4 separate regions of the Homo sapiens genome follow, and all the other regions are linked to region 4. A link is a contact called in ENCODE Hi-C or POLR2A ChIA-PET data. All regions are on one chromosome and are shown on one strand. Each heading gives the region's core, a stretch centred on a gene start or an enhancer-like site at or near the end of the contact. The rest is flanking DNA. Distances are from core to core; before and after follow the strand shown.

What was found. A loop is a pair of places that touch in the nucleus more often than their neighbours do. ChIA-PET counts read pairs that join two places held with the same protein, here RNA polymerase II (POLR2A). Pooled maps may share reads with other maps.
Region 1: a loop to region 4 is called in a map of GM12878, with 6 times the contacts of the local background. The contact joins two enhancer-like sites. A Hi-C loop is called at or near these places in 1 of 168 maps with a recorded cell type or tissue (GM12878), 2 of 37 single-sample maps with no recorded cell type and 3 of 50 pooled maps.
Region 2: a pooled map shows a loop between it and region 4 (4-fold over the local background). The contact joins two enhancer-like sites. A Hi-C loop is called at or near these places in 1 of 168 maps with a recorded cell type or tissue (CD8-positive, alpha-beta T cell), 2 of 37 single-sample maps with no recorded cell type and 2 of 50 pooled maps. POLR2A ChIA-PET finds 5 or more read pairs at or near these places in 1 of 52 experiments (activated CD4-positive, alpha-beta T cell).
Region 3: a loop to region 4 is called in a map with no recorded cell type, with 13 times the contacts of the local background. The contact joins two enhancer-like sites. A Hi-C loop is called at or near these places in 3 of 37 single-sample maps with no recorded cell type and 4 of 50 pooled maps. POLR2A ChIA-PET finds 5 or more read pairs at or near these places in 2 of 52 experiments (H1 and Panc1).

What each region holds. Positions count from the first base shown.
Region 1 is chrX:45,713,414-45,716,503 of GRCh38, reverse strand. No RefSeq gene overlaps it. Among named protein-coding and RNA genes, the nearest start is that of MIR221, 31 kb to the left of the region's middle. Within about 2 kb of position 1,428, at least 5 of the 41 ENCODE cell types and tissues checked have a DNase peak (open chromatin) inside an H3K27ac peak, as active enhancers do.
Region 2 is chrX:45,805,071-45,808,289 of GRCh38, reverse strand. No RefSeq gene overlaps it. Among named protein-coding and RNA genes, the nearest start is that of MIR222HG, 36 kb to the right of the region's middle. RefSeq lists a silencer at 1,367-1,456. Within about 2 kb of position 1,494, at least 10 of the 41 ENCODE cell types and tissues checked have a DNase peak (open chromatin) inside an H3K27ac peak, as active enhancers do.
Region 3 is chrX:45,757,037-45,760,137 of GRCh38, reverse strand. It overlaps MIR222HG (miR222/221 cluster host gene), which reads left to right. Exons shown (of 2, transcript NR_170290.1): 2 at 1-3,101. Among named protein-coding and RNA genes, the nearest start is that of MIR222, 11 kb to the right of the region's middle. Within about 2 kb of position 1,722, at least 12 of the 41 ENCODE cell types and tissues checked have a DNase peak (open chromatin) inside an H3K27ac peak, as active enhancers do.
Region 4 is chrX:46,178,662-46,181,681 of GRCh38, reverse strand. No RefSeq gene overlaps it. Among named protein-coding and RNA genes, the nearest start is that of LINC01186, 150 kb to the left of the region's middle. Within about 2 kb of position 1,326, at least 4 of the 41 ENCODE cell types and tissues checked have a DNase peak (open chromatin) inside an H3K27ac peak, as active enhancers do.

The sequences.
Region 1 (3,090 bases), core at 179-2,678, 470 kb after region 4:
ACTAGTCCATCTATCAAATGTTACTGAGTGCCAGGGATAAAATGAATTGTAAGACAGGGAACATCCTACAATGTACTTACATATGGTGGGTGGGAGTTCTGTTATTGTAGAGGCCTGAATAAAATGCTGAAGCATTGTGGAGGGCAGAGTCATTAACTTGGGGCAGGGCTGGGGCACAGATTAAGGAAGGCTTCTCTCAGGAGAAAACATTTGAAATGAGTATTGAAGAGTGAGTAGCATTTGGCTAGGTTGAGATGGGAAGGAAGAGGTATTTGAGAGGGAGGTAAAGACCTAGGCCAAGGTGAGTGTGGGGAAAAGGTCAGTCCTATTTCTGGAGGGGTAAAAAGCTGACTGTGTCTGGGGTCAAGGGGCTGGAAGGTGGCACGGCAGGAAATTAGGCTACAGAGGTGGTTGGAGCCAGCCTAAGAACTCTGAGTGCTAAAACAGTGTCTCCCAAGAGCCTGAAGTTTCATAGCATGGAAATGACATAATCAGATGTGGGTTTTTGAGCTCTCTAGAGGAGGCAGGTGGCAAGAAGTCTCCACAGGATGCTGCTGAAGTCATCCAAGAAAGGATACTAGTCCCTGAACTCAGACAGGGAGGATGCAGACTAATCCAAGAGACATTTCTGCAAGAGAATTGGAAATGTACAGTGACTGGTTGTATGTTGAGAATGAATGAGAGGGAGACATAAGGATAAATGCCTCTAGGTTTTTCAATTTGAGAGAACTGGCAGATGTCATGTAATTAACTGAGATGGAGACAGAAGACAGAATAGGTTTGAATTAGCTTTTAGTTCCACTGAGTTTAGAGTTTTTATGGATCACTCATGTGGAGAGATAGAACAGGAAATTGGACCTCGAGAGAGGTCTGAGAGTCAATGGCACAATGCCATGGTTAGAATGATCACAATTGGTTTGATCATGGTGCATAGAATGAGCAGAAAGTAATATGACATTCTTGTTCTCTGAAAAACTTTAATGAAGAATTTTGTACTTCAAATATCTATCAAGCAAAGATACTCATGCAGGCCAATTTCTGAGTATCCCAGTGCAGGAGATAAAAGTCTGCCGTAATATTCTCTCAGTAGGCAAAGGGTTTTAAGGTATTCTCATCAGCTGTCATGAATTCTAGAATTTTACACAGTGTAATGTTCTTCAGTCAAAATGAAAAAATCAGAGACAGGCATGTATTGTCTACAGACTTTCTAAGCAGTGACCACTGGAACAGAAAAGTAAGAAGAGCATCTGAAAGAGAGTCTCAGGAGTCAATGCTGAGCCCTTTTCAAAGAGTTGCTATTTTAAGTCCAGCTCTGATTTAAATATTCCTGGTACTGAATAAGCAGGGGAACTTGGGAAAGCCTGAGTCACCCTCACACCCTTAGCTGGCTTCATAAAGCAAGACACATTCTGACTTGGCCATTTTATGAGCCTGTGAAAGTGAAATCTATTTGAGGAAGAAGTGATTTGGTGTGACCTTTAAGCAGTGGAAAAGAAAACACTTGCCACTTCCGGAGGGCTTCCTCAGAGGAAGCGCTGCCTCAGGCAGTAGAACCCCACTGGCATTTCCCAATCTCCTGAAATATCAGAAATATTGGCTACAACATTTGCGTTCATAAGGACTACATGTTTGAGAATTATTGGTGGACAACTTTGTTAATGTCAATCTGTCCAAAGCTCTAATTAAGTTCTTCCCTTCCTCGACTAAGATGGTCCAAGGTGAGCAGACAGTGTTATATATTGTGAGGAAGCTCCCTTTCCCCAGGCTACAAGATGTAGGCAGAGAAAATGAAGAGCCCAGTTTTCCAGAATCCTAATTCAGGAAATCCCTCAGACATGGCATGGTTCCATTCCTGTATTCCAGTGTCAGACATTCAGTGGCATGGCCACTTAGTTTTCAGACTGAGACCAGATTTGGTGGTTTTTGTGTCTTTCATAGAAGTAGACAGCATGAAGAAACTTCTTGATTTAGTGCTACCTGGAATGAATGATTCTTAAATACAACACAGATTACAAAATGGTCAGGATTTGCCATCACATGCTTTAAAAGTTTCTTCTTTATATCACTGGAAGTTGTTGATGGCAATGAAAATATGCAATAGTAACTCTTCAGTTACTATTCTTCAGAAACTTCTAGACTTGCAAACACAACCCTGAGAGGAGAGACTGTTGTCATCCATCTGAGAATATTTGGAAGGTACCTGATAAGGTAGAAGCTGATCTTCAAAGAGTTTAGAAATTCTTGGCAAGTGGAGCCTGTCCTGGAAGTTGGGGCTTTCTGTCTTCTGGGAAATGAGTGCCTGAAAACAATGGTGGATGGGCAACTACAGGTTATGTCTACAGATGTCCAGTGCGAGGCTTCTGCAATGAATCCTTTGACTGAAATGCACAGAATGCTCAATGGAGTAAAAGCCTTGAGTCTTTTGTATCCAAAATTCACTGTGTGGAACAACGAATCACCTTAAGGATGTGGTATGAAGGGTTAGGGAGAAGAAGCTCACACTCAAAAGACCACCACCCTTGTTCCAAACCTCTACTGATCCCTGAACTTCTACTACCAGTCATTCTCTACTTTCCCACTTTTTGGAATTTATGGAAGAAAAAAAAGGTGTTGCCACCAGGCTGTGGATTAATTGATCATATTGACTCCCTAGTTAATTTCTGGGCCATTGGTTGGGAAAAGAGAATGCAAGGAGCCCAAAAAAACTACCTAATCTACAGTTTTGCTTACTTATTATACGGCCTGATGAAACATTACCTTAGAAGTGAGAATGCCTTACAATACACTAGTTTTTGGTGGCCATTTTATTGGATATTTACTATGTGCCAGGTTTTGTACTAAGCATTTCATAAGCACTATTCTTATAAAAGAACCTGAGAGATGGGTAGTATGACTATTTTACAGATAAGGAAACTAAGAGTCCCTGAGGTTAAATGATTTAACCAAGGTCACTGAGACCCAAACCTAGGTTTGTGTAACTCCACTGTCCGATTCTGCTTAGACTTTTGTTATATCTTTAACCAGCTGTCTTAGTCAACTTGAACTGCTATAACAGAATACCACAGACTGGGTGGCTTAAACAACAAACAC
Region 2 (3,219 bases), core at 245-2,744, 370 kb after region 4:
TACGCATGAATGATTCATTTTGCCGCTTTGTTATAATAGCCACAGTGTTCAGTCTCTAAGGCTGTCTTGTGATATATCCTTCTTTTGCTAAAAGGCTACATATCAGCAGCCTCGTTTGATTTAGAAGCCGATTCAGCATACCACACATACCATTTGAGAAGAATGCCAGGACCCTTCCTGCTATGAAAATGTCATGCATGCTTAAAATGACAAGGTTTGGCTCAAGCAATGGTTTCAAGTGCTTCTTAATTATCCTTTTTGAATCTTCAAAGCAATTTAATTTTAGGGTTTTCATTTTCAGTTAAGATATAAGTCACCCAAATATTTGCTTTATTTTTAAATATCAAAATGCTGACTTGGCGATTTAGAGTATCCAAAATGTAGCATGAAGGTGGTACCTTTTAAACTGTGGCAAAAAACATATCATAAAATTTCCCACCTTAAGCATTTTTAAGTGTACAGTATAGTAGTGTTAATATATTCACAGTGTTGCGCAACAGATCTCTGGAACTTTTTCATCTTGCAAAACCGAAAGTATATTGAACAACTCCCCATTTTCCTCTCCCCTGCAGCCCCTGACAACCACCATTGTACTTTCTGTTAAGAGTTTGAATACTTTAGATACCCCATATAAAGGGAATCATGCAGCAGTTGTCTTTCTGTGTCTGGCTTATTTCATGTAACTTTATGTCCAACAGGTTCATCCATGTTATAGCAGATGACAAGATTTCCTTATTTTTAAGGCCGAATAGTATTCCATTATGTACATATACCACATTTTGTTTACCCATTCATCTGTGAAGGCAGTTTGTCTTTTTGTAAAGAGTGGTCTCACGAAAGCTTTTCTTGGGAGGTAAAACAACCAAACCACAGAGAACATAGAGAAATTAAATCTGAGACATGTACGCTAAGAAATGGAATTTTTGTTTGTGATATTTAATATCAGACTTTCATACTTGCAAAACGTGGAATTTCCTCCACTGAAATTCTAGTACAAGCAATTTAGGTTTGCACTCCTTCAAAATCCAAAACCCTCCTCCTCATATACCCCATCTGGCTCTCTCTTAGTATTACAGTCTCTGAGACTGTCCCTTAGGGGTACAGACTAAGGCACGTGCTCAAGTGTTCACTGGAGAGCTTGATAAAGTTGGCATTTTCTCCTAAAGTTGTCTGTGCTTCCATAGAATGTCTAGAGGGAAGAGATAAGGGGAAAAGGGGGTGGGGCGAGAAAGGAGCTGTCGGAGCCGTGAAAGGATGGATGACCTATGAGATCATTAAGGTTAGTTAATGGGTTTTCCCATTGGACTTTGTGGGTTTTTCTCACAGATCAGCTTCTATATGGATTCCAGCTCCACTCAGAGTTGAAGCAGCAGTTCTGGCTAAAGCAAAACCACACCAGCAATACGCTCTGTGGTCTGGCTTTAGTCTAAGAAGTGCTGCCAGAGAACCCGAAGACAAAGATTTGACTTGAAAGAACACGTGGTTGGGGTAGAATCTGATAGGGAGAATCTGAAATGCGTAGTGTTACTTTCACTTTTTCTCAACTTTGTTTTTTCCTGAGAGCAAAATGATGAGACAGCTGGAGAGGCCAGATTTTGAGAGTGGCTGGGGTCCTTGTCCTCAAAGATGCTGCAGTGTTAGTGATTGCCTGTCTTTGGCAGGTACAAGCTGTGAGAATGAGCCTTTTTCTCCTCCCCGTCCCTTAGGATTCCTGGATAAGGGTGAGAAGCAACCCAGGGTGGGAGCTTCTCTTTAACTTTTCCTGTAGTTGGCTAGGGCCCGTCTGTGAGCTGGGATGTGGTGTAGAGTGTGTGGTCTCCACTACAGCACTAAAAATGTCTCTATCTTGCCCGGAGTTAAGGGGAGTCAGGGAATGCTTTGCCTTTCTCTGCTTCTTTGATGTCCTCCGGAAAGCAAGACAGTGTGCAGCTGACTGGCTGGAGAGGAGAAAAGCTTCAGAAAAAGATTTTTTTTTCTTTTTTCCCCCAGAAAAGCTTCAGAAAAAGCTGACAGACAAGTCTGAAGTGCCTGGGGAAGTACTTGCGTTCTGTAGAATGTGGCTTCCTTGTGGCCCCAGGCCCCAGACCCTCGGACGCACTTGAGTTGAGTATGGGATGCAGAGGGAGGACCAGGTGCACCATTTTACAGCAGTGACAGCTGGTCCTGTCCTTTACACTACAGAATGCTGGGGAGGAGTTGCACGCTTAAGCCCTGCCAACTGTCAGGGCAGTCAGCTGTTTCTCAGGTGTGTGTCAGGTGAGGGCCTTGGCAAATCTTTTCCCCAAAGTGAGGGATCCCTTTGGAAGGCAGGTGGAAGCCAAGGACTCCTTGCTTTGTTGAGGCCAATTTGGAGACATGGAGAAATACTTTAAAGAGACTTTTGACAATCCCTATTTTTGTGTGTATACGACTTCAAAAAATAAGTTTTTCCTCCTATTTTTTATGAACATCTTCAAGTCTACAGCAAAGTTGAAAGATTTTACAGTGAACACATATGCCTACCACCTAAAAAATAAAGTTTAAAAAAATTAATACTTTATAACAAATAATGATACATAATTAATTTTTCTCATTCAAAATACTTATGGTATGGAGATATATATAATTTTTTTTTAATAGAGATGGAGTCTTGTTATGTTGCCCAGGCTGGTCTTGAGCTCCTGGCCTCAAGCGATCCTCCCTCCTCAGCCTCCCAAAGTACTGGTATTTTTTTTTTTTTTTTTTTTTTTTGTGGCAGAGTCTCACTCTGTCACCCAGGCTGGAGTACGGTGCGTGATCTTGGCTCACTGCAGCATCTGCCTCCCGGGTTCAAGCGATTCTCCTGCCTCAGCCTCCCGAGTAGCTGGGATTACAGGCACCTGCCACCATGCCCAGCTAATTTTTATAGTTTTGGTAGAGACGGAGTTTCACCATGTTGGCCGGGCTGGTCTTGAACTCCTGATTCAAGTGATCTGCCTGCCTCGGCCTCCCAAATACATTATATGAGAAGTGCAGTTGGGAAGGTAATTGGGAATGATAGCATACTATGAGCGTATTGGAAAAATCACGTTTACTCTAATATGAAGTTTGTTCCCTTATCGTTCCTGGCTCTTCTCTTGGTTCTCTCACCTCCTCCCTCCTCACACACACACAAGAGAGAGAAAGTATAGCAATTAATAGGTGAAGATTTTTTCCATATTCCAATGTGAATGGCTAGTTAAAAAACTTTTGCATGTTGAC
Region 3 (3,101 bases), core at 473-2,972, 420 kb after region 4:
CCTATCACATCTACTCCTCAGAGAGATGTGGGGTACCTGAATGTCTAACTGTGGAATGTTTTGATTTGATTTAAATTTGCCAAAAACTCATCTTCCATAAGGCATATCTTTGCTGATTTTTGCACTCAGTAACAAGCAGTTTAGAATTTTGAACTGAAGGGATTTTAAATCCATGTTTAAAGTGCTTTCATTTTAAAATAATTCTTAGTTTTATGTTCAGTCAGATGATAAGCTCCTTTTTAAAATTCTGTATGAAAACTTACTGTTTGGTACAGGTTAAGAAGTCTTGTTATACAGTACTTATTTTATTGGAGGTACAAAGAGAGTGTGGAAAAATAAAGGCAATTGGCCAGGTGGGAAGGGTAAAATTGTTTTATGTACCTTTTCTCTTGTAAAGTTGTGTTAAAAACATTTTTGTAATTTCTTAAAGGTAGAGTTGATTGCCATAATTTGATTGCAGCCCCCTGTCATTACTTCACTATTATACTCGGATACTAAATGCCCCTTACTAAATCTAAGGAAATGGGCAAGTTCTGTCATCTGGGAGTTTACATGTTAAGAGACATTGCACGGGTGAGAACAGACATAAAATGTATATGTAATTATATCGACAACATACAGGGCTTAGAAAGGGGCTTGATAGCCTTTTATAGGTGTCGTCCAGGTTTATCTTACTTGAAATACTGCCTGAGACTCTATACCTAATTCTTATCACATAGCCTTTCTATTAGTCAATGATAGATTTGGGTTGGGTTAACCCTCATATTCTTTTAGCAAGGGACCCACCTGCAGAAAAGAGTTATTATTGGTTTTGTCATTTATAGTTTAGTTCAACAAGACCGGATTTCCTCACCGCCTTTGGCTGAAACTGACTGACTAAATCAGTTTCACTTGTGGGGTAGAGAAATGAGTAATTTGGGAACATAGAGTGTTGTGTGGAGGAGAGCTTAGTTTGCTCCTCTTCATCCTCCCCTTAGGTAAGAAGTCTGCATTGAGAGAGGGAGAAAGATTTGGGACATCATGGGGAAACTGACCCCCTTGGGTGAGACACATTGGGAATTAAGAGAAAGATGTAAAAATGGACCAGGAGAGGATGTACAGAAGCCCCAGGGGAGCCAGAGAATTTCTGGTCCTAAGCTCAAGTGTCAGCCTCAGTTCTGCCTAGCATCTTGGACATGCTGTCCCTGCTGGCTTATCTCCTGTAAGACAAGGGGCATACTCCTGACTTACTGAGCATCCCATCTCAGAGGAGCTGGGAGTACAAGGAATTCAGGAATGGACTTTCAAGACAACATCTAACCCGAGTCTTCTGCAGACATTTCTCTACTGAATCTACTTTCTAAGTGTAGATTAGTGTCTAAGAGATAGACATTAAGTTTCTTTTTCTACCAGCCTCTGACCCCCTTGCTTTGAGGAAAACACATGTGTTGTCCACGAAGTGGTGAGTTCTGTTTGGTCCTTCCTCTAAGATTGGTCCGGGGCTTGAGCCGTTTTGCCCCATGTGCTCTGGGATTTCCCCCGGTTGTCCCCCCATATAAGTAGACAACTTGCTGTCTGTGTTCTAAGACCTTCATATTTTTCCCTTTGACTTGAGTCTGTTCTGGAACAATTGTGTGGTGGCTGGGCACTGCAAAATGAGTCAGTTCCTGCAGTTTGGTTACAAGTTCTCAAAAAGTATTTCAGAATGTGGATGTGGTCAGCAGAGTCATTTTCCAGACATCTAAAAGGAAACCCACATCAACTGTAACAATTGAGCTACGAACCGATGGCTCTACACAACCGAATGGGGCCTGCTTTTCCTCAAAGCCTGTAGGTGCCCTCAAATCTAGCATTCTCTATGGATCGGAAAGGAGAATTCATCTTCATGCTTGTAGATCACATTTTATCTGTTACTGTTGACATAAAAAAATGCGATAGAGGTTTTGGCCTTCATCACCTTTTGAATGTGGGCACAAATTTGACATAAGAAATAATTAGTAAAATGGAATCTATGGGATTAGAGTATAATTAGTGCAAAGTGTGAAATGTGGCTTAGGGATAGATGCTTGGGTAATTGAACTAATGCACGAAGGAGAGGTTAAGATGGTTTGGGTACCGATAGAGTACATCGAAATATGCTTATTTGGTTTACTAATAGTCTGAACCTGTGCAGACTTAGCAGCAATACTGATAAAATATCATTAAATCCTTTTCAAGCTTTAAAAGAAGTTCAGATTTGTCATAACATTTGGAGAATATTTTCGCTCCACACAAGTTTTGGAAAATAATCTTTGTGAATTTTTTTATCCTCTTGGGTATCATGAATTGTAAAATTTTGTTGCAGTTCTCAGTTACCAGTCTTGCTCCACTCATTAAAACTGATGGCATTTTCAATAATAAGAAAACAAAATTTAAAAATGGGTAAACGATTTGAACAGACACTTCACCACAGAAGATACGCAAATGGCAGATAAGCACAAGAAAAAATCTTTTCAATGTCATTAGTGAAACACAAGTCAAAACCACAGTGAGGTACTGCTACACACCTATCTGAATGGCTAAAATTTAAGAAGCCAGCCATGCCAACTGTTGGTAAGGATGTGTAGGATTTAGAACTCTCATGTAAAATGATACAAACATGTCAAACATACACCTATCATATGATTCAGCTGTTTCACTCCCAGAGAAAAGAAAGCATGTGCTCACCTGAAGACTCGTACGTGAATATGCATAGTAGTTTTATTAGTAATAGCTAAAAGCTGGAAACAATCCTAATGTCTATCAACAGGTAAATGGATAAACAAATTGTGGTGTATCTGTATGATGGATACTACTCAATAATAAGAAGGAATGAACTATTGATACCTTCAATAACATGGATGACCCTAACCCATGAGAGTCATATCATATGATTCCATGTATACAGAATTCTGGAAAATGTGAAAGCAGATCAGTGGTTACCTGGGGTAGGGGAGATGGGGGTGGCAAGAAAGGGGTTACAAAAAGGCCCGAGAAAACTTCCGGGCTGGTGGATAATTTCTGTCTTGTGTTGATGGTTTCATGGGTGTATATATGTCAAAACTTATCAAATTATACAATTTGAATATGTGCAGTTTATCGTA
Region 4 (3,020 bases), core at 77-2,576:
CGTCTTCATCATACTGATTTCATTTCCTTTGGATATATACTCAGTAGTGGGATTGTTAGATATTCTATTGCACATTAGGGTGACTATAGTCAACAATAATGTGTTGTACACTTCAAAATAGCTATAAGACAGGATTTTGAATGTTCTCACTACAAAGAAATGACAAGTGTTTGAGGTGATGGATATACTAATCATCCTTGTTTGATCGTTATACAATGTATATATGTATCAAAAATCACACTGTATCCCATAAATATGTACAATTATGTGTCAATTAAAAACAAAATAAAACTTAAAAAATGAAATATTTATAAATCTACAAATGTGCAGTATCTGGATGCTTAAAACTACAAAACAATGATGAAAAACTCAAATAAGTCCTAAATTAGTGAAAAAATATACAATGATCATGTGTCAGAAGACCCAACATTGTAAGATGTCAATTCTCCCTGGACTGACCTATAGATTTAACACAAACACAATCAAATTTCTAGCCAGAATTTTTTGTAGATATCTAATGCTGATTGTATTGAAAGATAAAGCAACAAGAATAGACAAAATAATTTTGAAGAAGGAAAACAAAGTTGAGGGATTCACACTACCTGATTTCATGACTTACTCTAAAGCTACAGTAATCAAGTCAGTGCGGTATTGGTGAAAAGACAGACACAAGATCAATGGGACAGGGTATAGAATTCAGAAATAGACCCACTCAAATATGGCCAATTGATACAAAAGCATTAAATGGAGAAAGAACAATATTACCAGCAAATGACATTAGAACAAATGGACATCATAGGCATAAAAATGAACCACATTCTGTATCTCACATTTGATACAAAATAGACTAAAAATCGATCATAGATTCAATATAAAACTTTTAAATAAAATACAGAAAATCTTTTGTGACCTTGGGTTAGACAACAAGTTTTAAAATGCACAACAAAAGCATGATTCATAAAATAAAAATTTGAATGAGGATTAAGATGGCAGATAGGAGGCAGGACTAGCTTGCAGCTCCCACTCGGATGGACACAGCAGTGTGTGGAGACTCACATTGTGAACTTTTACTCCAAATGTGACCACAGGAATATACCAGGAAAGCTGAGAGAATTCACAGATCCTTTGAAGGAAATGGATCACAGCTGCAGGCTCTCTGAGATGCCAAAAAACTGTGAGTCTGGTTGCATTCTCAATAGGGAGGCTTGTGGTCTGCGGCAAGTTCTTAGCCTGGGTCACCAACTGCCTGTGACTGCCAGCCTTCCCCCACTTCCCTGACAACCTGCATGACTCAGCAGAGGCAGCCATAATCCCCCTGGGACTATAACTCTATTGAACTGAGAACCACACCCCTACTCCCACAGCAGCCACAGCAAGCCCCGCACAAGGAGAGGCTGAGCTCAGACAGGCCTATCTGTGCCCCAACCTGGTAGTCTTTCTCTACCTGCCCTGGTAGCTACCAGGGAGCGCTATGGCCCTCCCCACCACTTGAGAAACTTAAATACTTAACAAGGTGTCCCTAGGGCAAGTTTGCATCCTCCCTATAGGACTGCAGCTGATGCACTCTTGAAAGTACCACCTCCTGGCTGGAGGCCAAGCAACACAAAACCAGCGCACTAAACAAAAACACAACCAAGGACCCTCAGAGTCCACTTCACTCCCCTGCTACCTCCACCAGAGCAGGTGCTGGTATCCGCAGCTGAGTAACCTGAAGATGGATTACATCACAGCATTCTTTGTAGACACTTCCCAGTACCAGCCTGGAGCCCAGTAGTGCCACGGGGTGGCTAGACCCAGAAGAGCAAAAACAATCACTACAGTTTAGCTCTCAGGGGAAGGGGGTGAACACTACATCAAGGAAGCACCCTGTGGGACAAAAGAATCTCAACAGCAGCCCTTGAATCCCAGATCTCCTTCTGACCTAGTTTACCCAAATGAGAAGGAATCAGAAAAACAATTCTGGTAATATGACAAAACAAGGTTCTTCAACACCCCCAAAGATCATATCAGCTCACCAGGATTGGATACAAACCAAAACGGAATCTCTGAATTGCCAGAGAAATAATTTGGAAAGTTGATTATTAAGCTAATCAAAGAGGCACCAGAGAAGGGTGAAGTCCAACTGATAGAAATAAAAAGCATGATACAGGACATGAAAGGAAAATTCTTTAGTGAAATAGATAGCATAAATAAAAAACAATCACAACTTCTGGAAGTCAAGGACACACTCAGAGAAATGCAAAATGCACTGGAAAGTCTCAGCAATAGCATTGAACAAGCAGAAGAAAGAACTTCAGATCTCGAAGACAAGGCTTTCTTTTTTTTATGTTATTTTTATACTTTATTTTTGCATACAACGTGATATGGGAATATTGGTACAATTTCAAATTGTCTTCAGCAATAGTAACTATGCAATTAAGACTTATTTAAAAAATTAATCGAGCTCTGTCCAAGGCTGCTATCCTCTCTGAAGTTATAGTAACAGTCTAGAATTTCTTCTATCTAAAAACTGACTCCCAACAGACTACATTTTTCAGAGCCTGTAAAGTAGGTTATCTCTGGGAAAAAACAACTACAGAGACACCCCATTCCACAGTAGTGCCTGTGGAATTTATGAATTTATCTTCATTAAATCAGGTTAACAATACAAATGACAGGAAGAAAATTTATGAAAGAACACCCAAAGCCATGAGGGAGGGAGGAGAGGAAGTGGGGGTGATTTGTTGATCATGGAGATGGTAAGAGTGAGAGTGTGGTGAGGACTACGAAGTATGCAAATGCCACAGGTCTGCTCTACCTCTTGCTGAAAGAAATTTCTTTTTCTCCTCCAACAGATGCCTCTTTGAGTCTTTGTGGATACTTATCAACTTCATCAAAGGTCATTTTGTAAATACACAGTTTAATTTACACAAATTTTACTACCTGGAAGAACAATTTTCCCAAATTGCCTTCACTTCTGTGTTTCAAACCCTCATTTAGGAATTTCCAGGAAAGTCTCCATACCATTGGTCAACTAGGCA